2 separate regions of the Homo sapiens genome follow, and region 1 is linked to region 2. The links are chromatin loops, found by intact Hi-C in ENCODE. Cell type or tissue: heart left ventricle. All regions are shown on one strand. Each heading gives the region's core, and the rest is flanking DNA. Links, peaks and the distances in the headings are about the cores only.

Region 1 (11,944 bases), core at 2,639-10,638, 56 kb after region 2:
TTGCAAATCATATACCTGATAAAAGACTTCTAATCAGAATATATAAAGAACTCTTACAACTCAACAATAAAAAGACATACGAGGCTGGGCACAGTGGCTCACGCCCGTAATCCTAACACTTTGGGAGGCCGAGGTGGGAGAATCATGAGGTCAGGAGACAGAGACCATCCTGGCCGACATGGTGAAATCCCATCTCTACTAAAAATATAAAAATTAGCTGGGCGTGGTAGTGCATGCCTGTAATCCCAGCTACTTGGGAGGCTGAGGCAGGAGAATCGCTTGAACTAGAGAGTCAGAGGTTGCAGTGAGCTGAGATCATGCCACAGCACTCCAGCCTGGTGACAGAGTGAGACTCTGTCTCAAAAAAAAAAAAAAAAAAAGACATATGATCCAGTTTAAGACAGGGCAAACAGTATGAATAGGCATTTCTCTGAAGAAGACATACAAGTGTCTAACCAGCACATGAAAAGATGTTCAACATCATTAGTCATTAGAGTAATAAAAATCACAATGAGATACTACTTCACTCCAGCTGGGAGGGATAAAATAAGAAATACAGACAATAACAACTAGCAAATGTTGATGATGATATGAAGAAACTGGAACCCTGAAACATTGCCGGGAGTATTGTAAAATGGTGCAGCTACTTTGGAAAAGTCTGACAGTTTATCAAAATGTTAAACATAGTGTCATCACATGACCCAGCAACTGCACTCCTGGGTATATACCCAAGAAAAATGAAAACATATGTTCACACTAAAGCTTGTACACAAATGTTCATAACAGCATTATTCACAGTAGCCAAAAAATTGGGCACAATCGAAGCCAGTCACAAAGGGCTTTTGTGATGTTGTATGATTCCATTTATATGAAATGTCCAGAATAGGCAAATCCATAGAAATAGAATGTCCTGAAATCAGGCCAGGCGTGGTGGCTCATGCCTGTAATCCCAGCACTTTGGGAGGCTGAGGCGGGCGGATCATTTGAGGTCAAGAGTTCAAGACCAGCCTGGCCAACATGGTGAAGCCCTGTCTCTACTAAAAATACAAAAATTAGCCAGGTGTTTGTCACCATTTTTGTAAATAAACATGTCTGTATGCATAGAAGAAAATCTGTAACATGCAACAAACTGTTACCAGTGCCTATCACTGTTGAATGATTTGGATTATTTTTAATTTTATTCTTTTTGCTTCAGCTGTATTTTCTAATTTGTATGTAATAAATACCCATTTTATGCATAATTTAAGCAATTTTTTTCTTTTTTTTGAGACAGGTTCTCACTCTATCACCGAGGCTGGAGTGCAGTGGTGCGATCATGGCTCACTGCAGCCTCAGCCTCTTGGACTCAAGTGATCCACCTCAGCCTCCTGAGTAGCTAGGACCACAGGTGTGTGCCACCACGCCTGGCTAATTTCTGTATTTTTTGTAGAGACATGGTTTCTCCATGTTGCCAAGGCTGGTCTTGAACTCTTGGGCTCAAGTTATCCACCTGCCTTGGCCTTCCAAAGTGCTAGGATTACAGATGTGAGCCACCATGCCGGGCCTAAACAATTTTTTTTCTTTGAGGGGGTTTCTCCTTTCATACATAACTACGTTTCCCCTGGAGTCCTGGCCATAATCCCGAGTCTGGACTAAAAGGAGCATAGAGAACTTTCTTACATAGATAGCAGTAATTTTAGGGGTACCTATGGGTTGCAGCCATCACTGACCTTCAATGAGTACCTTTTCTTCCTTTTTAAAGCATTTTCAAGAGGCATTCACAAGTATCACATAAAAGAATGTATGATTCTGCCACAAAACCATTACCAGGACATACATGCATTAATATGGAAAAACTGATGTACAGATACAGAATGCAGAAAGCTGACTCTCTAAATCAGAGATGAAGAACACATGAGCGTGGGAGATGACGGAGCCCTTGGCTGGAGGGCACTGACAATTGTATTGTAATGTGATGTTGACATATCTATCTCCCAGACTGGAGCACAGTTCTGAGGTTGGAGACTGCAATACAGTGAACTCTGTGCTTGGAACACAGTAGGTGCCTGGTTATTTGTTGACTACTTTTCCCATTAAAATAACCTGAGTTGTTAGTCTTTTTATGATTGAATTATAGGAGTTTTAACATTTATTCTGGATACAAGTCCTCTGTCAGATATATGCCTCATGAATATTTTCTCTCAGCCTGTGGCTTGTCCCTGTTTTCTTAACTGTGTTTTTTGATAAATAGTTTTTAATTTATTAAATTTAAATTGATCAATTGATCAACTGATCATAGAGTTTGTTTCTCTATGGTTAAATCTTTCTGTATCCTAAGAAATCTTTACCTGTCCTAAGACCATAAAGAAATGTACCTATGTTTTCTTCTAAAAGCTGTATAGTTGTAGCTTTTACATTTAGGTTGTATTGAATCCTACTTTAACTGTCAAGCTCTTTCACTGATTGATTTCATTTTATTTTATGCTTTTGTATCTCAGAGAAGATCTTATTCCTTTCTGATCTCCACACAACCAAGAGAAAGGCCGAGCAATGGCTCCTCCATAGACGATTCCAATTCAGCCATCTAAGGGGAAGTTCTCCAGGCATCTCATGAGATTTTGTACTCATGCTTTGCCCACCCCATTCACATTTACTTACAAGGCACTTTTTATGTATGCATATCTTACTGATCCTTACATCAACTTCCAAAGGAGGCAGAGCCATCTTCATTTTTAAAAATAAGGAATTATTTTTATATTTATAAAATTTTAAAAAATGTTATATGATATAAAAATAATTTAAAAAAATTTTATATATATAAAAATTTTAAAATAATTATACACCCAGAAAAATGAAATGACTTGCCCAAGACCACTCAGTGAATAAATAACAGAATTAAGATGAGACTCAGGAATCCTAACTTTTGATCTTTTTTCTTGGTCAGTTAAGAATATAATGAGAGTAGACCTAGCATGGGGGCTCACACCTGTAATCCCAGCACTTTGGGAGGCTGAGGCAGGTGGATCATGAGGTCAAGAGATTGAGAACATCCTGGCCAACATGGTGAAACCCTGTCTTTACTGAAAATACAAAAATTAGCTGGGTGTGGTGGCACGCTCCTGTAATCCCAGCTACTTGGGAGGCTGAGGCAGGAGAATTACTTGAACCCAGGAGGCGGAGGTTGCAGTGAGCCGAGATCGTGCCACTGCACTCCAGCCTGGGCGACAAAGCGAGAGTCTGTCTTAAAAAAAAAAAATGAGAGTAAACTGTACATATGACACCACAGAGAACATTTACTGAGAGCGTATCTCAGGCTCCTTTCCTGGGAGTGACTTTTTCTACATCAAGACAAGTGGCCCATCCCCTCTAATGAAGGTGAAGAGAAAACAGTGAGCTGGAAGAGCTCATTTCAGACTTTTTCTGCCCTGACTAAATGGAGAGACATGGAAGATGAGGATGGGGGAGAAACAGAGGATCCAGAATAAGAAGAAAGTAGAAGACAGCTCTTTCAGAAGATGAGCCCTCTAGCTATGCCTACCAGGTAGAGTGGAATGGTGGGCTCAGCCAGTATAAAGTTATGAGGTCATGCTCTCCAAAATCAGGAAAAGCTTTCTATGAGAGCCCTTTTCCTGGCCCTTGTCCCAAATGGGTGTCTCTTGTCCTATTATAATACTATAAGTGATCATTTATTAAACACTTATGTGCCATTAATTTATATATATCATCTCTAAATGTACTGTAACATTTTTAAGTAGGCATAATCCTTCCCATTGTAAAGATGAGAAAACCAAAGCTTAGAGTGTGTAAGTAGTTTGTCCACATTTACACATCTGAGATGGGATTCAATCCCAGGTCTGCCCAATTTGTAATTATTTCCACTACAACGGCCTTCCAAAGAAAATGATTGGGGCCACACCCTCTTCCTAAAGTCCTTGCAATTACTCTGCTCCCAGAGCATCTGCTTCCTACCTGTCCTGGGTAGACCCACATTTCAGCCTCCATTTACACAGGTTATGTCTACCGGCCTCTCTATTCTATGAACCTACAGTCCCTTTCATACTGTCCCCAGGCTATGATAACACTTGCCAATCCCACCTCCTGCCCCAGTTCCCAGCCCTCATCTCCCTGCCCCATTCATGGTCTCAAGGCTCATTATTCCCTGCTCTTGTGGTTCACATTCCTAGACACTTCCTGGGAACAAATACACTCCCATAACTATCCAGCATATTCCTTAACCATATAGTTGCACAACATGGCACTACTGTCTCCTATTATCCTATGTTTTTGAACCCTCTACCAAGGTGGTTATTAGAAATGGGAATTTTTTTACAATTATTTTTTACAGACAGAGTCTAGCTTTGTTGCTTAGGCTACAGTGCAGTGATGCGATCATAGCTCACTGCACCTTGAACTCCTGGGCTCAAGTGATCCTCCCACCCAGCCTCCTTAGTAGCTGGGACTACAGGTGCACACCACAATGCCTGGCTAATTTTTAAATTTTTTGTAGAGACAGGGTTTCACCATGTTGCCCAGGCTGGTCTCAACTCCTAGGCTCAAGTGATCCTCCCATCCCAGCCTCTCAAAGTGCTGGGATTACAGGTGTGGAAATGGGAATTTAGGGAACTCTTTCTACCTGCTCAGCAATGGAGCAACTCTGGGCGGGAAAACCCCAGAAAGAAGGTTTCCTCTAGCTTTGGTCATCAGTGTCTTTCTGCCAGTCATAGAACCCCTTCCCTCTTTTTTGGCCTTCTGAATAAAGATGGGGAACACAATGGTCTTCAATTGCTCTTCTCTAGCAATCTGACCTTGACTTGAGATCCTGATAAGGTGCCTCTGTAGGACTGATAACGCTTTTCCTGACTGGTCCTCTCCTGGGTAGGATCAAAGGGAGGAGGGCAGGAGGGTAGATTTGGGAGTGTTAGCTTATGCTTAGGTCTCTTCTTGAAGGCTTACTGTAACAGATCAGGTGCCCTAGGCATTACAATGACTGTCCCTGCCCCTGCCAGACACTGTGGGGCACCCTGGTCAATGTTTTCTTACTCCACCCTTACCTGGAGCCTGGTGGCTCCCATAGCACCAGAAGATATGGTATGTGTGTCTATGTGCATGTATAGCTATGTGCATGCATGCATGCATGTATGTATGTATGTGTGTGTGTGGAGAGAAAGGTTTCCCAGCCCTCCTCTTGAAAGCTGCGAGGATCCTTGCATGTTCTCCATCATAAACTTACAGTAGCTGTAGGGGTGTCTCCTCCTATTAAGCCTTTGTTTCTAGATCTGACTCCCCCATCCCTGACCCATACTAGAAGCTTCATTAGAAATGCCCAAAAAGGAAGGATGAGATCTGCTTCTTGACAAAATAGCATAAATGGCATTAGCCCAAGCCTTGGCTTTTCCCCATCTCTGCACCATAGCCCAAATGTATGCAATGAGCTTGTCTAATGCTTGTGCTTCCGCATGTTCCCCCCTTTATCCCCCCCCGCACCGCCCCCCTCTCCCTTTTGGAAAGACAAAGCCAACCCTCAGAAGCCAGGGCCCAAATGTGCTGATCGGTATCCTAGCATCTCTGCCCTGCCCCTCCCCCAGCTCCCTGAGCCATACCTCTGTCAGGAGCCTTGAGCTGGACCCCTGATGCGTCTGTCCCTTTTGCACTCCGACCAAGCTCTACCGCGACAGTTCCAGCTGAGACACTGTTCCACGGGATCACACAGGGGAACTGGGCCGATTTCCTAAGATCTGATTTCTGCTAATACAATGGCATCGTTGCTAATGCAGGGAGGCTGCGCAATCCCAGCCCCAGTCTCCGTGCTGCTGCCGCGGCTGCTGGTGCTGCGGTGACGTTGCTGCTAAGGGAAGGGGGAAGGGAAAGGAGCAGGCAGGCCCACAGCACAGCCACTCAGCCTCCCTCCCTTCCAGCCCCTGTGGGCCCTTTAGCCTAGGGAAGGGGGAGGGTAGAGAAAGGAGCCAGCCACAGAGGGCAGTCAGTGCTGGAAGATGGAGCACTCTTAAGACAGCAAAGGAAAAATGGGGAGAGTTGTGTCTAGCTCCTCTTTTGTCCTTAGGCATCTCAGGGAAGATGTCTGGGCAGAGCCTTGGAGCTTCCTTCCTTCCTTCCTTCTTTAGGCTCCTCCTTTCATATCTTAACCAGAAACCTCTCCCTCCTCTTTTTGCCCATTGTGAATGACTCTGTTTTCCAGCTTTTTCCTCTAACCAGGATTCCAGACTAGCCTCAGGGTGGGGCAGTCAGCCTGGGAGGGGATTCCTGAAGCCCAGAAGGGAGGCTGCAGGGACCAGTCACCATTCTGCCAGCAGTAACTCGAACTCAGTCCTGGTGGATGGCCCACGAGTCTTAGCACTGGCCTTCCTAGAGAGACGGGGCGGTAGACAGGCTTCTGTACACTGGGTGGTGGTAAGTCTTAAGGACCATGGAGGCTGCAGGCCCTCTTCCTAACACGGTATTCAATTCAGTTCCCTGGGTCTTCAGAGGTCTACTCGCTGTGGCTGAAGTAGAACTGGCCCCTCTCACATACATCAGTTCTCGGTCAGTGCTCAGCTGGGTCCAGCTGGGTTTGTGTGAAGGCAGAATCCCTCTAGCCAGGCTGAGAGGCCAGGAAGCTTATCTCCCCAGGGAAAGGAAGGCAGGGAACAGGGAGTGGTCTCTCCTAGGCCACAGAAAAATCTCAGTTCTGCCTGGAGACCTACAGAGTCCTCTGCTCCTTCCCTGCTCCAGCCTCCTCAGGTTCTGGGCCAATTCTGTGGGAATAAGGAAAAAAGGGAGAAACTGCAGCTAGAGCCAGTTGTACAGGAAGTAGCGGTGAGGTCTCCGTCCACTTTGTGCCACTGCTCCCTGCTGCTACGCTTGAACACAGAGATAGTCTTAAGCAGGGCTTGGTCCCCAAACACTAGCCCTGCCTAGGGTTCCTCCCAAGGTGACTACTATCTGGACTCCACAGCCTGCCCTTGGATTTCAGGTCCTTAGAAAGAAGCCTTTGGAGAAACCACTGGCCAAGACCATAACAGCTATCCCTCAGGATCCAGAAGAGATGTAACTTTTCTTTTCCTTTCTTGTTTCTCCTATTCCCTGTGACACCCATGTGTCCACTGACACCATGCTGAGCTGAGTCAATTGTAGAGAGAAGAACAAAAACACACAAAGACACAAAGACCCATCTCCAGCCTTGACTTGTTTGAGCAGCCATGGCCCCTTGATCCTATAAAGCAAGAAACAGTGAGGAAAGGAAGGAAGGAGGGAGGCTGCTGTTCATAGCCAACCATTAGCGGTCATCTCAAGGAGGCTGAAAGGTGAGGAAATGGTGTCACTATGCTTTCCTCTCGCCTAGCTGATACCACAAAGCGGGGTTGGATAAGCATCTGTAGGTTAGGGCAGAGTGAATCTTCATGACCAAGCGTTTGGAGTTCGAGCCTCTTACCATGAGAGCTCTGGGCCCAGGGTCTTTGACTCTGAAATTTCTGCGAGGCTAAGTCATGCATTGTGCTGGACAGCCAGTGCTTCCAGTTGCCTATGGAAGGTGGCAGCTCTCAGACCTCTAGTGCTTGGCTTAATTCACTACATCACAGACAACCTTGCCACTTACTTCCTAACCACTACTGCCAAAGATCTAGGGTTTTGAGGAAAGATCAAATTATTTTCCAGCCAGAAACAAAACACAAATACTGTTACATTATAAACCTCGGCCACCTAACTAGTCTCCCCACTTGCAATTTACTTTTTAGTACTACCAGATTCATCTCCCTAAAGCACCACCTTTCTTCAACATGCCACTCCTCCTGCCCCTTTTAATGGTTTCTCATTACCCAGAGAATCAAGTTGAGCCTCCTCATTTTGGCTTTAGAGGTCATCCATCTCGGCTGTCTATTCTTTTTTTTTTTTTTTTTTTTTTGAGTTTCACTCTTGTCATCCAGGCTGGAGTGCAGTGGCGCGATCTTGGCTCACTGCAACCTCTGTCTCCCAGGATCAAGTGATTCTCCTGTCTCAGCCTCCCGAGTAGCTGGGATTACAGGCACCTGCCACCATGCCCCGGCTAAGTTTTTTACTTTTAGAAGAGACGGGGTTTTGCCATGTTGGCCAGGCTTGTTTTGAACTCCTGACCTCAGGTGATCCACCCGCCTCAGCCTCCCAAAGTGCTGGGATTACAGGTGTGAGCCACCGTGCCCAGCCTTGGCTGTCTACTCTACTCCACTCAACCTTGCCTTCCCATCATGCAGTCCTTGAAACATGTTTCAGAAACTCATTTCCACTCTGTTGTATTTGTTCATTCAGACTCTCCTTCCTGTTACACTTGGCCCTGTTCAAAATTATCCAAACCTACCAGACCCAGAGCAACTCCTCCATCAAGTCTTCTCTGATTACCCCAGAGCCAGAAATAATCTGTTCTCCGAACCAGTGGTTGCAGGTTGTTGATTTTACAGACAAGAAAACAACTTCCACAAAAAACGGGGATCAATATTGGATTGCCAACTTCTTATATTGTCAAGTAGGATCATTACAAAAAACTTTACTTTGATGATCATCATTTTATAAGAAAAAGCATACTGTACTTTCTCATTGCATTGCATATTGATGGCAAACTTCATCAGCAATAGCATCGGTCCCTGAGAAGTTTTGATTAAGTAAATCATGTCACTTAACATGGTTATTGTTCTTTTTTGCATATCTGCCTTAACATCTCTTCTAGACTGCAAAGTCGGAGTTATAGTCATCTGTACATCTCCATTATCCAGTATATAAGAATATCATTTTAATTTTGTATTTCCCATAAAACCTAGCATACTGCTTGGCATATAGAAGGTGTCTTATGCTTGGCATATGGAAGTCTTGTTGAACAAGAATAATCTAAAAAGAGATGCTTGGCCGGGCACGGTGGCTCATGCCTGTAATCCCAGCACTTTGAGAGGCCGAGGCGGGCAGATCACGAGGTCAGGAGATTGAGACCATCCTGGCTAACACAGTGAAACTCCGTCTCTACTAAAAATACAAAAAAAATTAGCCGGGCGTGGTGGTGGACGCCTGGAGTCCCAGCTACTCAGCAAGCTGAGGCAGGAGAATGGCGTGAACCCAGGAGGCAGAGCTTGCAGTGAGCCAAGATGGCGCCACTGCACTCCAGCCTGGGCTACAGAGCAAGAGACTCCGTCTCAAAAAAAAAAAAAAAAAAAAGAGAAGCTCCTTGTGTGTAAATCAGAATAAGTGGTGGGTAGACTTGACTCAATAGGCTTGAAAGAGAAGACTGTTTTCCATGTGAAAAAAAAAAAAATCTATCAAAAAGAAGCTTAGGCGGCCGGGAGCGGTGGCTAATGCCTGTAATCCTAGCACTTTGGGGGGCCGAAGCGGGCAGATCACCTGAGGTCAGGAGTTCAAGACCAGCCTGGCCAACATGGTGAAACCTTGTCTCTACTAAAAATACAAAAATTAGCGGGGTGTGGTGGTGGGCACCTGTAACCCCAGCTATTCGGGAGGCTGAGGCAGGAGAATCACTTGAACTCAGGAGGTGGAGGTTTCAGTGAGCCGAGATTGCACCATTGCACTCCAGACTGAGCAACAGGAGTGACACTCCATATCTAAAAAAAAGAAGCTTAGGCAACAAAGAAGTAATTCTTCATAACCTAGGGTTAGGCAACACATTCTTAGACATGATATCAAAAATACAAGTGACAAAAGAAAAAAACAGAAAAACTTTGACTTCCTGCTGGCAAAATGAAAAAATAAAAAAAAAAACATAAACTGACTTCATAAAAATTTAAAACTTTTGTTCTTCAAAGGACACAATCAAGATAGTCAAAAGAAAACCCACAGAATGTGAGAAAATTTGCAGATCATATATCTGATAAGGGATTTCTATCCAGAATATATTTAAAAACACTTACAACTCAGTAATAAAAAGACAATCCAATTTTTAAATGGGCAAAGGGGGCCAGGCATGGTGGCTCACACCTGTAATCCCAGAGCTTTGGGAGGCCAAGGCAGGCAGATCACTTCAGGTCAGGAGTTCGAGACCAGCCTGGCCAACATGGCAAAACCTGTCTCTACCAAAAAAATACAAAAATTAGCTGGGTGTGATGGTGCACACCTGTAATCCCAGCTACTCGGGAGGCTAAGGCACAAGAGGTGCTTGAACCTGGGAGGCAGAGGTTGCAGTGAGCTGAGATCGCACCCCTGCACTCCAGCCTGGGTGACAGAGTGAGAACCTGTCTCAAAAAAATAAATAAGTAAATAAATAAAAACGAGCAAAGGATTGTGTGTGTGTGTGTGTGTGTGTGTGTGTGTGTGTGTGTATTATTTGTAGAGATGGGGGTCTCACTCTGTTGCCCAGGCTGGTCCAAAACTCCTGAGCTCAAGTGATCCTCCTGCTTCGGCTTCCCAAAGTGCTGGGATTACAGGCATGAGCCACCATGCCTGGCTGGGCAAAGGATTTGAATAAACATTTCCCCAAAGAAGACACACAAATGGTCAACAAGTACTTATATAAACAAATGCTTAACATCATTAATCATTAGGCAGTACAAATCAAAACTAAAGTGAGATACTACTTGACCCCACTAGAATGGCTAAAATAAAAAAAGGCAGGCAATCACACATGTTGACAATGATGTGTAGAAATTGGAACCCTCACACATTGCTGAGGGCACTGTAAAATGGTGCAACCACTTTGGAAAAGAGTTCTGGCAGTTTCTCAAAAAGTTAAAGAGTTACTATTTGACCCCAGCAATTCTGCTTCTAGGTATATACCTACGAGAAACAAAAAACATCCACACAGAAGCTTGTATATGAGTATTCCTAGTAGCATTATTCATGATAGTCAAAAACTAGGAGCAACCAAAATGTTCATCAACAGAAGAAGGGATAAATAAAAGGTGGTACACACAATGAATTATTATTGAGCAATAAAAGGGAATGAAGTCCTGATAAATGCTCCAACATGGATGAACCTTGAAAACATGCTAGGTGAAAGAAGAAACACAGAAGGTCACATATTGTTTCATTCCATTTACATGATATGTCCAGACAAGGCAAATCTATAGAGACAAAAAGTAGATCAGTGGCTGCCAGAGGCTGGAGAGGCAGAGAGATGGGGAGTGCCTGCTAATGGGTGTGGGGTTTCTTTTGGGAATGATGAAATGTTCCAAAATTAGACTACAGTCATAGTTGCACAACTGTGAATATACTAAAACAATTGAATTGTATACTTTAAATGGCAAAATGTATGGTATGTCAATTATATTTCAATAAAGCTGTTAAAAACAGTGGCAGTTGCTGTAGGAGCTTGAGTGGTGTTGCTCAGCTCCACAGAGACTGAAGTCTTTGAGAACCCCATAACTGGGGGTATGGGTGAGAGGTGGAATATCAGGGTACCAGAAAGCAGAGGCTATCACTGCATGTCAATCCAAGGACGTCAGATAGTCCTCTCTTTCTTTTTTCAACACCAAATTCTTCTTTTTTTTTTTTTTGAGACAGAGTCTCGCTCTGTCACCCAGGCTGGAGTGCAGTGGCACGATCTCGGCTCACTGCAACCTCCGCCTCCTGGGTTCAAGCGATTCTCGTGCCTCAGCCTCTCGAGTAGCTGGGATTACAGGCATGCGCCACTATGCTTGGCTAATTTTTGTATTTTTTAGTAGAGATGGGGTTTCGCCATGTTGCCCAGGCTGGTCTCGAACTCCTGAGCTTAAGTGATCTGCTCGCCTAGGCCTCCCAAAGTGCTAGGATTACAGGCGTGAGCCACCACACCCAGCCTCGACACCAAAATTCCTTAACAAATGGACTCTTAAAATTCTCTCTCCACTCTCTCCTTCATTGTTTCTTAACCACCAGAAATCTTTTTTCTAATAACATTTGAAGTGTGTGAAGCAGTTATCATTTTTAACTTATAATATTGGAATCATCCAACACTATCAGCAGTCATCCTTTCCTATTCAACTCCTCTTTTCCCTTTGGCTTTTTTTTTTGAGACATT
Region 2 (11,944 bases), core at 1,988-9,987:
CTGTGCACAGTCAGACATTCCGGGTGCTGCAGTGGGGCGGGCAGTTCCAGGTGCCAGCATGGCACCATTTCCCTGCAAGCCTGCGGCCGGACCAGGCACATGGCAAGCAGCTTCCACAGCTGGCACTGGGGGACACATTGGTGCCTGGAAGCTTGGAGATGCCAGGAACAGCAGGTCCTCAAAGAGGAAGTCACAGCCCTGGCTTGGGGAGCTCCCAGGGCTAGGCTCCCCGAAGGGCTGCAGTTCTTCTTTCCTTGCCTTCACCCACAACGTGGCAAGCAAGGGTCATGTCTCACCCCCGTTTGTTACAGCTCTTTTAGCCTCACCATTTGGTGGGTCCTGAGTTCTTGTCCTGCGACAGGAAGAATGAGGTACGCAGACAAGTGAAGAGTGAGCAAGACAAAGAGTAGCTTTATTGAGCAATAGAACAGCTCAAAAGAAACCTGCAGGGGGCAGCTCCTTTCCCTAGCAGGGGTGTCCTGAGGCATGTTCAGCTCCTAGCAGAGAGGGTAGCTCCTCTCTGCTAGGCAAGTCGTCCTGACAAGTGTTCAGCTATCAGCAGGGAGGGTAGCGTCTCTCTGCAGCTGGTTGTCCTGTCATCTGTGCAGCTCTCAGCAGAGGGGAGGCCCTAGAGTGGGTGGCTTCTCTCTGCAGGTATGTCATCCTGTAGTCTCTGCAGCTCTCAGCAGAGAGGAGGCCCCAAAGTTGGTTGCTCCTCTCTGCAGCTGGTTGTCCCAACATCTGCGGCTCTCACAGAGAGGAGGCCTTGGTGTGGGTAGCTCCTCTCTGCAGCTGATTGTCCTGACGTCTGCTCAGAGCCTGGGCTTTTATGGGCCTTAGAGGGGAGGAAGTGCATGCCAGTTGGTCCTGGGCAGCCATGGGTGGGCCTGGAAGTGTCACCACAAGTTCCCACTCCCATAGTGTGATGGGCAGCCCGGTCCCCAGCCTTCAGGCCCTCCCTGGCCTGAAAGTGGGGCCTTACCAGGGACCTGCCCCATCCGCTCAGAAGCCTGTCTGCCTCCTGCTGCCATTCATGGTGCCCAGGCTGTAGGTGCCAAGAGGCGCCTGCAGGCCAGTGCTGAGCTGCCTTCAGACCCCACTTGGCTTCCCTCCTATGCTCATTGGCACCCAAAATCTGTAGGGGACCAAAGCAGCAGGGGACTGGTGTGTCAGCACTGCTCCGAGTATGTGCACACTCGGCCAGGCTGTGACAGTGCCCAGGCTCTGCTCGGACTTTGTTCTGAGATTGGAGTGGGCACCAACAGCAGGAAGAAGCCAGGCAGTTGGAGCAGGAATTTCTGAGCCTGTGAGGCCTTCTGGGGCCCCAAGAGGGCAGGGATTCCTGAGTCTGCAGCCACTCTTTGAGTGGCTGCACCTACACCTGGCAGGGGCGGGGCTCCTGCCTGCTCTGCTGAGCAGGAGGCCTGAGTCTGCAGCTGTGGTTTGGGTGGCTGCAGCTGCGCCTGGAAAGGTAGGGCTCCTGTCTGCTCCCGGTCCTGAAAGCACAGGGATGCCTGGGTCCACAGCCGTGGCTTGGGCGGCTGCAGCAGCACCCAGGGAGCTCCCACCCCAACTTGGAAGGGACAAGGATCCCGCTTGTCCCCAGCTCCTGTTGGCTCCATGGAATGTGCAGCCCTGGCCATGCCTCCCTGCTGCAGCTGGCATGATGGCAGCAGCCACTGCAGACAGCCTGCTGCTGCCATCACTATTTTGTTCCCACTGGCCAAAACTGTCCTATTTTGGCCAGTGGGAACTTATTCAAGTTAGTTCCTGAGTCCTTCTGACATAAATTTCCAGTTTTCTTGCTATCCAATATGATAAAATGTTCTGGACTCATTTTGTGCATATCTAGACCAGAGCTGGTATCAGCTACTTTTTTTCCCCAGTGATTCATGGTCTTTTTTAGTGGGAAATGGTGTTTGGATACCACAACCTGGGTATTAGAGGAATATAAAGTTATTGACCTTAAAAGCAGTTAAATGAATGTGGTTGATTACTCATTATTCTCAAAATAGTATCCCCATGTTGGGCATGGGGGCTCATGCCTGTAATCCCAGCACTTTGGGAGGCTGAGGCAGGAGGATCACTTGAGCCCAGGAGTTTGAGACAAAGCTGAGCAATGAAGTGAGGCCCCCTGTCTACAAAACATCAAAAAATTAGCCAGGAGTGGTGGTGCATGCCTGTGGTCCCAGCTACATGGGAGGCTGGGGTAGGAGGAATCCTTGAGCCCAAGAGGTTGAAGCTGCAGTAAGCCATAATGCTGCCACTGCACTCCAGCCCAGGCGACAGAGCAAGACCCTGTCTCAAACCCTCAAAAACAGTCACCCTAATCTCTTTATTATGAAAAAATTCAAACATGCAGAAAAGTTGAAGGAATGCATAATGAACACCTGTACATCATTCATGTAAATCCAACAATTGTTAACATTTTGTCCTATTAGTTCTCTCTAATATAGAATAGGTATAACATATAATAGTAATAATACAATATAATTTTTTTTTTTTTTGAGACAGAGTCTTGCTCCGTTGCCCAGGCTGGAATGCAGTGGCATGATCTTGGCTTACCACAACCTCTGCCTCCTGGGTTCAAGTGATTCTCCTGCCTCAGCCTCCTGAGTAGCTGGGACTACAGGCGCTTGCCACCATGCCCGACTAGTTTTTGTATATTTACTAGAGATGGAGTTTCACTATGTTGGCCAGGCTGGTCTCAAACTCCTGACCTCGTGATCTGCCCGTCTCAGCCTCCCAAAGTGTTGGGATTACAGGTGTGAGTCACCGCACCCGGCCTATAATATAAATCTTATTGTAGCATTTGAAAATATGTCGAGGCCAGGTGCGGTGGCCCATGCCTGTAATCCCAGTTACTCCGGAGGCTGAGGCAGGGAATTGCTTGAGCCCGGGAGGCAGAGGTTGCAGTGAGCCGAGATTGTGCCACTGCACTCCAGCCTGGGCAATAGAGCAAGACTCCGTCTCAAAAAAAAAAAAAAAAAGTATGTTGAAGGTGTCATCCTCATTTCAAAATCATTAGCAGTGTCTCCTAAGGTCATTTTCTATGAAAACATAATACCGTATCTTGAATCACTTTCTTCATTTGGTTTCTTGATTCTCCTCATATTTCACTGGCTCCTTCTCCCAGGTCTCTTTTGCTGGTTCTTCTTCAGCTTCCTGACCTCTAAACAGTGGAATACACAGGGCTCTGTCATTGGATCTCTTCTCTTCTCCCTCTACATACACATTGTGGGTCATTTCATTAACTCTAAGGCCTTAAATGCTATCTACTTGCTGATGACTTCCGTTTTCTCTCCCTTGCCCAAACCTTTCCTCTGAACTCTAGATTCCTATGTTCAGTTGCTTACTCATCATTTTCTTTTTTTCTTTTCTTTTTTTTTGAGATGGAGTCTTGCTGTGTTGCCCAGGCTGGAGTACAGTGATGTGACCTCGGCTTGCTGCAACCTCCACCTCCTGGGTTCAAGTGATTTTCCTGCCTCAGCCTCCTGAGTAGCTGGGATTACAGGGGCTTGCCACCATGCCTGGCTAATTTTTTTTTTTAATTGTTAGTAGAGACGGGCTTTCACCATGTTGGCCAGGCTGGTTTTGAACTCCTGACCTCAAGTGATCTGCCTGCCTCAGCTTCCCAAGGTGCTAGGATTACAGGCATTAGCCACTGCTCCTGGCCATCATTTTCACTTGGATATATCTAATTGGCTTTTCAAAATCAATGGGTACAAAAAATAATTTTCTTTTTTTACATTTTCGGAGATGGTCTTACTTTGTTGTCCAGGCTGGAGTGCAGTGGTACAATCACAGCTCACTGCAGCCATGCCCTCTTGGGCTCAAGCAATTCTCCCACCTTAACCTCCCAATAGGTGGGACTACATGCATGTGCCATCATGCCTGGCTAATTTTTAAATTTTTGGTAGAGACAGGGTCTCCCTATATTGCCCAGGTAGGTTCTAAACTCCTGGGCTCAAGCCACCCTCCTGCCTTGGCCTCCCAAAGTGCTGGGATTATAAGCATGAGCCATTGCACCTAGCCCAAAACAGAACTCTCGATTCCTGCCCCTCTTCTCCACCTTTTTCTCTCTCTTCCCTATCTCAATAAATCCAATGCAGCGGCCAGGCATGGTGCCTCATGCCTGTAACTCCAGCACTTTGGGAGGCCGATGTGGGAGGATCACCTGAGGTCAGGAGTTCGAGACTAGCCTGGCCACAGTGGCAAAACCCCGTCTTTATTAAAAATACAAAAAATTAGCCGGGTGTGGTGGTGGGCACCTGTAATCCCAGCTACTCAGGAGGTTGAAGCAGGAGAATCGCTTGAACCTGGGAGGCAGAGGTTGCAGTGAGCCGAGATTGCGCCATTGCACTCCAGCCTGGGTAATAAGAGTGAAACTCTGCCTCAAAAAAACAAAACAATAAATAAATAAATCCAATGTATTAGATGCTCAGGCAAGAAAATTCAGAATTATCCTTGACTCTTTTCTTTCTACCCCATAGCCAGCCCATCAGCAAAGCATATAGCTGTACCTTTGGAATCTATGCATAACCTGACTACTTCTGACATTTCCACTACCTCTGACCCAATCTAAGCCATCAGGTCTTTTGCCTGGATTGTTGCAGTAGCCTCCTTTTTGGTCTTCCTGTTTATGCCTTTGCCCCCATTCAGCCTATTCTCTATACAGCAGTCAGAATACTCTTTTAAACATGTAAGTCAGATCATTTTACCTCTGCTCAAAACCCTCTGCCATCACAGAATCAAACGTAACATCTTTCCTGTAATTTTATTTCTTTCATTCTCATTTTTATACCTTTAATTTCCATTTCCTTGCCTAAGATCTTCAATACAATTTTGAGTGAATGTGACAATAGATACTCTTATCTTGTTATATTTTGAGACAGGGTCTTGCTCTGTCACCCAGGCTGGAGTACATTGGCATGATCTCAGCTCACTGCAACCTCCACTTCCCAGGCTCAAGTAATCCTTCCACATTAGCCTTTCAAGTAGCTGGGACTACAGGTGTGTACCACAGGCCTGGCTATTTTTTTTTTTTTTTTTTTTTTTGCCAGAGAGAGGGTTTTACTGTTTTGCTCAGGCTAGTCTTGAACTCTTGGGCTCAAGTGATCCACCTGCCTTAGCCTCCCAAAGTGCTGGGATTACAGGCATGAGCCACTGTGCCCAGCCAAATAATGTTTTTAATGGTTTACTATTAAGTATGATGTTTACTGTTTCTTGGTCACTACCTATGCCAATTAACTGTTACCACAAGAATGCCACATAACTAACCATATCAAAACTCAGTTGGCTGGGCGCAACGGCTCATGCCTGTAATCCCAGCACTTTGGGAGGCCAAGGCCAGTGGATCACTTGAGTTCAGGAGTTCAAGACCAGCCTGGCCAACATGGTGAAACCCTCTCTCTAATACAAACAACAACAACAACAAAAAAAAAAAACCCCAAAAATTAGCTGGGTGTGGTGGTGCATACCTGTAATCCCAGCTGCTCGGGAGGCAGAATGCTCAGGAGAATCACCTGAATCTGGGAGGTAGAGGTTGCAGTGGGCCGAGATCATGCCACTGCATTCCAGCCTGGGTGACAGAATGAGACTCCATTTCAAAAACAAAACAAAACAAACTCAGTAACATGAAACAACAATCATTTATTCTTATAAATCTGCGGATTGACTGGAGTTGGCATTCTAAATGAGAATTGGCTAGAGAGGTTTTGCTCTGCTCCACCTGTCTGTCATACTCCTCCTGGCACCAGCAGGATAGCCGGGAATGATCTTACGGTGATAGAAGAAGGGAAAGAAGATAAGCACAGTTGTGCAACTGCTTTTCATGTTTTTGGGTCACATCATGCCTGCCACCATTGCAATGATCAAAGGAAGTCATGTGGCCAAGCCCGAAATACACTCTTTCTATAAAGGTTGGAAGGGAGAAAATATTTCTAAACTATGGTACATTACATTTTCTCAATTTACATCTTTTTATGTTGCCTATATTTCTAAACTATGGTATATCACATTTTCTCAATTTACATCTTTTTATGTTGCCTATCTCTTAACAGGTTACTGTAGTTATTATTTTGGATAGATTTGTCTTTTAGTCTTCCCACTTAGAGGTATGAATGGATCATACATCACAATTATGAATTATGATATTAACTTTTTTTTTTTTTTTAGACAGAATCTTACTCTGTTGCCCAGGCTGGAGTGCAGTGGCGCAATCTTGGCTCACTGCAACCTCCCCTCCTGGGTTCAAGCGATTCTCCTGCTTCAGCCTCCCAAGTAGCTGGGATTACAGGTGCATGCCACCACGCCCAGCTAAGTTTTGTATTTTTAGTAGAGGCAGGGTTTCACCGTGTTGGCCAGGCTTGTCTCGAACTTCTGGACTCAAGTGATCCACCCACCTCGGCCTCTCAAAGTGCTGGGATTACAGGCGTGAGCCACCCTGCCTGGCCACAATATTAAACTATTCTGAATGTATCTATGTACTTACTTTTACCAGTGGGTTTTTTGCCTTCAAATGTTTTCTTTTTTCATGTTAGTATCCTTTTCTTTTAGATTGAAGAATTCTCTTTAGCATTTCTTGTAAGATGGAACTAATAGTGATGAATTCTCTCAGCTTTTATCTCTCATATCTGAAGGAAAGTTTTGCTGGGCATAGTATTCTTGGTTGACAGTTTTTTTTGTTTTTTTTTTTTTTCCTTCAGCACTCTGAATGTGTTATCCCACTCCCTCCTGGCTTGTGTGGTTTCCTCTATGCACCTGGGTATATCTTTCTCTAGGTTTGGCAAGTTTTGTGTTATCATTTCTTTGAATAAGGTTTGTACCCCTTGTTCTTTTTAAACTCCCTTTTGAACACCAATGACTCTGAGATTTGCACTTTTGAGGTTATTCCTTATATTTTGTAGGTGTTCATTGTTCCTTTTCATGCTTTTTTCTTTTTTCTGTTCTGTGTATTTTCAAATAGCATGTCTTCAAGCTCAATTATTTTTTTCCTCTGCTTATCCATTCTGCTGTGGAGAACCTCTAATGCATCTTTCAGTTCAGCAGATATATTGGTCAGTTCCAGGATTTCTGTTTAATTTTTTTTTTTGAGACAGTTTTGCTCTTTTTGCCTAGATTGGAGTGCAGTGGTGTGATCTTGGCTCACTGCAACCTCCACCTCCCAGGTTCAAGTAATTCTTTTGCCTCAGCCTCCCAAATAGCTGGGATTACAGGCATCTGCCACCATGCCCGGCTAATTTTTTTGTATTTAGTAGACATGGGGTTTCACCATGTTGGTCAGGGTGGTCTCCAATTCTTGACCTCAGGTGATCCACCCGCCTTGGCCTCCCAAAGTGCTGGGATTACAGGTGTGAGCTACTGCACCCAGCCTCTGTTTAATATATTAAAAAGTATTTTTTGTTGTTGTTTTTTTCAAATCTTTATTTTATGTACAAAGAACTATCATGGTCTTTCATTGAGCAGATGCCTTGGATAATCCTTTGAAGGAAGATAATTTAGTCCAACTTAATGAAACCGATATCCTTCGTGTACTGACGGAAACACTGGCGGCACATATTGAGGCCCTATTTCCAGATCAGACCGTGCCGGTTTGAACAGACGCGACAAGAGGGAGAACCCTGGCCGAATTTTCGCAGGTGGCTCCAGTACAACTGCTGGTGACCCATCTTGCTCTCAGGAGTGCAACGAGGTAAAAGGTTAAAAAGTCTTTCTAAGTTTCTCTGATACATTTCTGAATTGTTCTTCTGTGTTATCTCAGAGTTCACTGAGTTTCCTTAAAACTGCTATTTTTAATTCTTGATCTAAGAGTTCAACATTGCTGTCTCCTTAGGGTTGGTCACTGGCTCCTTTCTTTGTTTGGGGAGCTAGGGTTTCCCTGTTGGCTGTTGTTTTTTTTGTGGATGTACATCTATGGCTTTGCATTAATAGATTGTTATTTATTCTAGTCTTCACTGGCTGACTTGTTTAGGTCTTTCTAGGGTATGTTTGCTTAGAGGTTCTTTGCAGTTGCCCAGTGAGTCCCCTTATTCCTAGATCACCATCTCCTTTTTGGTAATAGATGGTGCCTTAAGCCCAGGTTTGCCTTGGCTCTTGCAAACATTCAGAGCACTGCCCGTCTCAAATGGGGTTGTAGGGGGAGGTCCCAAAGGGAATGTGGGGAGGCTGGCTAGGCGTTTGTGACCGGAAAACCTGTGGAGTATTTCTCTTAACAGTGTGGAGCTATTGAGAAGTCACTTTAATTTGGCATCTCCTTTGGCTGAGATGAAGAACAGAGTTACATGGGCTAGGGTTGCTAGTCCTGTCTCCTCTCTTTGTTTCTAGCTGTTCTTGGGGATTTTTTCTTCTACAGGCACTTGTGATGCCTCCTGTGGGTTGAAGCAGGAATGGTTTTCCTGCAAGGGAATGCAAGATGATGGGAAAGCTGGTTGTCTACCTCAGTCTCACATTTTCTGGTGTAGAAACTGTGAACCCAGGAGCAATTTTCCATGTGTGGTGCCTGGAAAACTGAGTGAGGGTTGTCACAGATAGAGAAGTCTGTTTCTCTATCTGCTCAAAGTTTTTCCACTTCTGTGTCCCTGGGGATTGTCTCAGCCTCATATTTGAGTTCTGGGATATTGCTGATGATAATTTTGGTCCTGGATATTTGTTTTTGGTTTTCTGTGGGAGGGAGTGAAGCCAGATTACTTCTACTCTGCTATTTTGGTGGCATCAGTCTTCTACATTAATTAATTTTCTGTTAAACCAACATTGCATTTATAGGATAAATATATTGTTATATATATTTAATAACTTTCTTAGTGGTTGCTGTAGGGATTACAATAATAATCACTGGGTGGGGTAGCTTATGCCTATAATCCCAGCACTTTGGGAGGCTCAGGTGGGAGGACTGCTTGAGCCCTGGAGTTCAAGACTGACCTGGGCAGTGAGAGTGGGACCCCCAACTCTATAAAACTTAAAAAAAATTAGCCAGGTGTGGTTGCATGCACCTGTAGTCCCAGCTCCTCAGGAGTTTGAGGTCGGAGGATTGCTGGAGCCCAGGAATTTTAGGCTGCAGTGAGTTATGATCCTGCCACTGCACTCCAGTTTAGGTAACAAAGCGAGACCCTGTCTCTAAAAACAAAAAAAGAATATATAAATAAAAATTAAAAGCAATCAGTCAGACAGTTGAATTACAAAGTTTTTTTTTTTTTTTTTTTTTTTTTTTTTTTTTTTTTTGTCGAAATGGGGTTGTTCTATGTTTCCCAGGCTGGTCTTGAACTCCTGGGCTCAAATGGTCCACCTGCCTCAGCCTCCCAAAATGCTGGAATTACAGGCATGAGCCACTGCACCTGGCCAAAGATAAGATGTTGAAAGTAGCAAAAGAATAATGACTTATGATGTACAGGGGAACAACAATATGATTAATGGCTGACTTCTTAGGCCAGAAGGCATGTATGTTTAACTTTTTGAATGAATACCAAACTCCTTTTTTGTTCACTTAGTTTCAATTTCTGTTGTTTATTTTTATTTTTTTTATTTCAGTAGGTTTTTGGGGAACAGGTGGTTTTTTTTTTTTGTTAGGTGGATAAGTTCTTTAGTGGTGATTTCTGAGATTTTGGTGCACTCATCACCTGAGCAGTGTACACTGTATCCAATGTGTAGTCTTTTATCCCTTGACACCCCGTACCCTTTCCCTTGAGTCCCCAAAGTCCAAGGTATCATTCTTATGCCTTTGCGTCCTCGTTGTTTAGCTCCCACATGTAAGTGAGAACATACGATGTTTGGTTTTTCATTCCCGAGTTACTTCACTTAAAATAATAGTCTTCATTTCCATCCGGGTTGCTGTGAATGGCATTATTTCATTTCTTTTAATGGCTGAGTAGCATTCCATGGTGTATATATATATGTATATATATATATATACACACACACATACATATGTAGACACATGTGTATGTATATATATACACATACATATATAGACATGTATGTATACACATATATACATACACATATACATATATATACACGTATATATAGGGGTGTGTGTATATATATATATATACACACACACACACACACACATTTTCTTTACTGGTTGATTGATGGGCATTCAGGCTGGTTCCATATTTTTGCAATTGCAAATTGTGCTGCTAAAAATGCCTGTGCAAGTATCTTTTTCGTATAATGACTTATTTTCCTCTGAGTAGATACCTAGTAATGGGATTGCTGGATTAAATGGTAGTTCTACTTTTAGTTCTATAAGGAATCTCCACACTGTTTTCCACACTAGTACAACTAGTGGTTGTACTAGTTTACATTCCCACCAACAGTGTAAAAGTGTTCTCATTTCACTGCATCCACGCCGACGTCTAATTATTATTATTATTATTATTATTATTATTATTATTATTATTTTGAGATGGAGTTTTGCTCTTGTCACCCAGGCTGGAGTGCAATGGCATGATCTTGGCTCACTGCACCCTCCGCCACCTGGGTCCAAGTGATATCTCCTGCCTTAGGCTCCTGAGTAGCTGGGATTACAGGTGCCCACCACCACGTCCAGCTAATTTTTGTATTTTTAGTAGAGACGGGGTTTCACCATGTTGGCCAGGCTGGTCTCAAACTTCGGACCTCAGGTGATCCACTCACCTCGGCCTCCCAAAGTGCTGGGATTACAGGTGTGAGCCACCACACCCAGCCCACATCTGTTATTTTTTGATTTTTTAATTATGGCCATTCTCGCAGGAGTGAGGTGGTATTGCACTGTGGTTTCAATTTACATTTCCCTGATACTTAATGGTGTTGAGCATTTTTCCCTATGCTTGTTTGCCATTTGTATGTCTTCTTTTGAGAACTGTCTATTCATGTTCTTAGCCCACTTTTTGATGGGATTGTTTTTCACTTTTCTTTTCTTTTTTTTTTTTTTTTTTTTGAGACGAAGTCTTGCTCTGTCACCCAGGCTGGAGTGCAGCAGCACAATCGGCTCACTGCAATCTCTGCCTCCTCAGTTCAAGCCATTCTCCTGCCTCAGCCTCCCCAGTAGCTGGGATTACAGGTGCGCACACCACTAGGCCCAGATAATTTTTGTGTTTTAGTAGAGACGGGGTTTCACCATGTTGGCCACGCTGGTCTCAAAGTCCTGACCTTGTGATCTGCCCGCCTTGGCCTCCCAAAGTGCTGGGATTATAGGTGTGAGCCACCGTGCCCGACCCTGGGATTGTTTTTTGTTTTTTTTTTTTTCTTGATGATTTGTTTGGGTTCTTTGTAGATTCTGGATATTAGTCCTGTGTCAGATGTATAGATTGTGAAAAATTTTTCCCACTCTGTGGGTTGTCTGTTAACTCTGCTGATTATTTCTTTTGCTGTGCGGAAGCTTTTTAGTTTAATTAAGTCCTATCTATTTATCTTTATTTTTGTTACATTTGCTTTTGGGTTCTTGGCCATGAAGTCTTTGCCTAAGCTAATGTCTAGAAGGGTTTTTCTGATGTTATCTTCTAGAATCTTTATGGTTTCAGGTCTTAGATTTGTCTTTTATCCATCTTAAGTTTTTTGTATAATGCGATTTTTGTATAACGTGAGAGATGAGAATCTGGTTTTATTCTTCTACAGTTGGCTTGCCAACTATCTCGGCATCATTTGTTGAATAGGGTGTCCTTTCCCCACTTGATATTTTTTGTTTGCTTTGTCAAAGATCAGTTGGCTGTATTTGGCTTTATTTCTGGGTTCTCTATTCAGTTCCATTGGTCTGTGTGCCTATTTTTTTTTGAGACGGAGTTTTTGCTCTTGTTGCCCAGACTGGATTGCAGTGGCACAATCTTGGCTCACTGCGACCTCCGCCTCCCAGGTTCAAGTGATTCTCCTGCCTCAGCCACCCAAGTAGCTGGGATTAAAGGCACCTGCCACCACACCTGGCTAATTTTTTGTATTTTTAGTGGAGAGGGGGCTTCTCTATGTTGGC

What was found. Hi-C counts contacts between places; a loop is a spot of excess contacts. Peaks named below come from ENCODE experiments on the same cell type or tissue, not always from the same donor. Only the 100,000 strongest peaks of a DNase experiment are listed, where the experiment ranks them.
Region 1: it touches region 2 in a loop (4-fold over the local background); 1 of 110 quality-filtered maps calls a loop at or near these places.

Annotation. Positions count from the first base shown.
Region 1 is chr9:35,532,744-35,544,687 of GRCh38, reverse strand. All of the region lies in intron 1 of RUSC2 (RUN and SH3 domain containing 2), which reads right to left. Among named protein-coding and RNA genes, the nearest start is that of CIMIP2B, 25 kb to the left of the region's middle. In heart left ventricle, for the core only: no CTCF peak of the experiment used is centred there; DNase peaks (open chromatin) are centred at 5,827 and 6,547; H3K4me3 peaks cover 4,007 bases; H3K27ac peaks cover 4,625 bases.
Region 2 is chr9:35,588,512-35,600,455 of GRCh38, reverse strand. It overlaps the pseudogene RPS29P17. Among named protein-coding and RNA genes, the nearest start is that of TESK1, 11 kb to the left of the region's middle. RefSeq lists silencers at 461-580, 1,150-1,444 and an enhancer at 770-1,410. In heart left ventricle, for the core only: no CTCF peak of the experiment used is centred there; no DNase peak of the experiment used is centred there.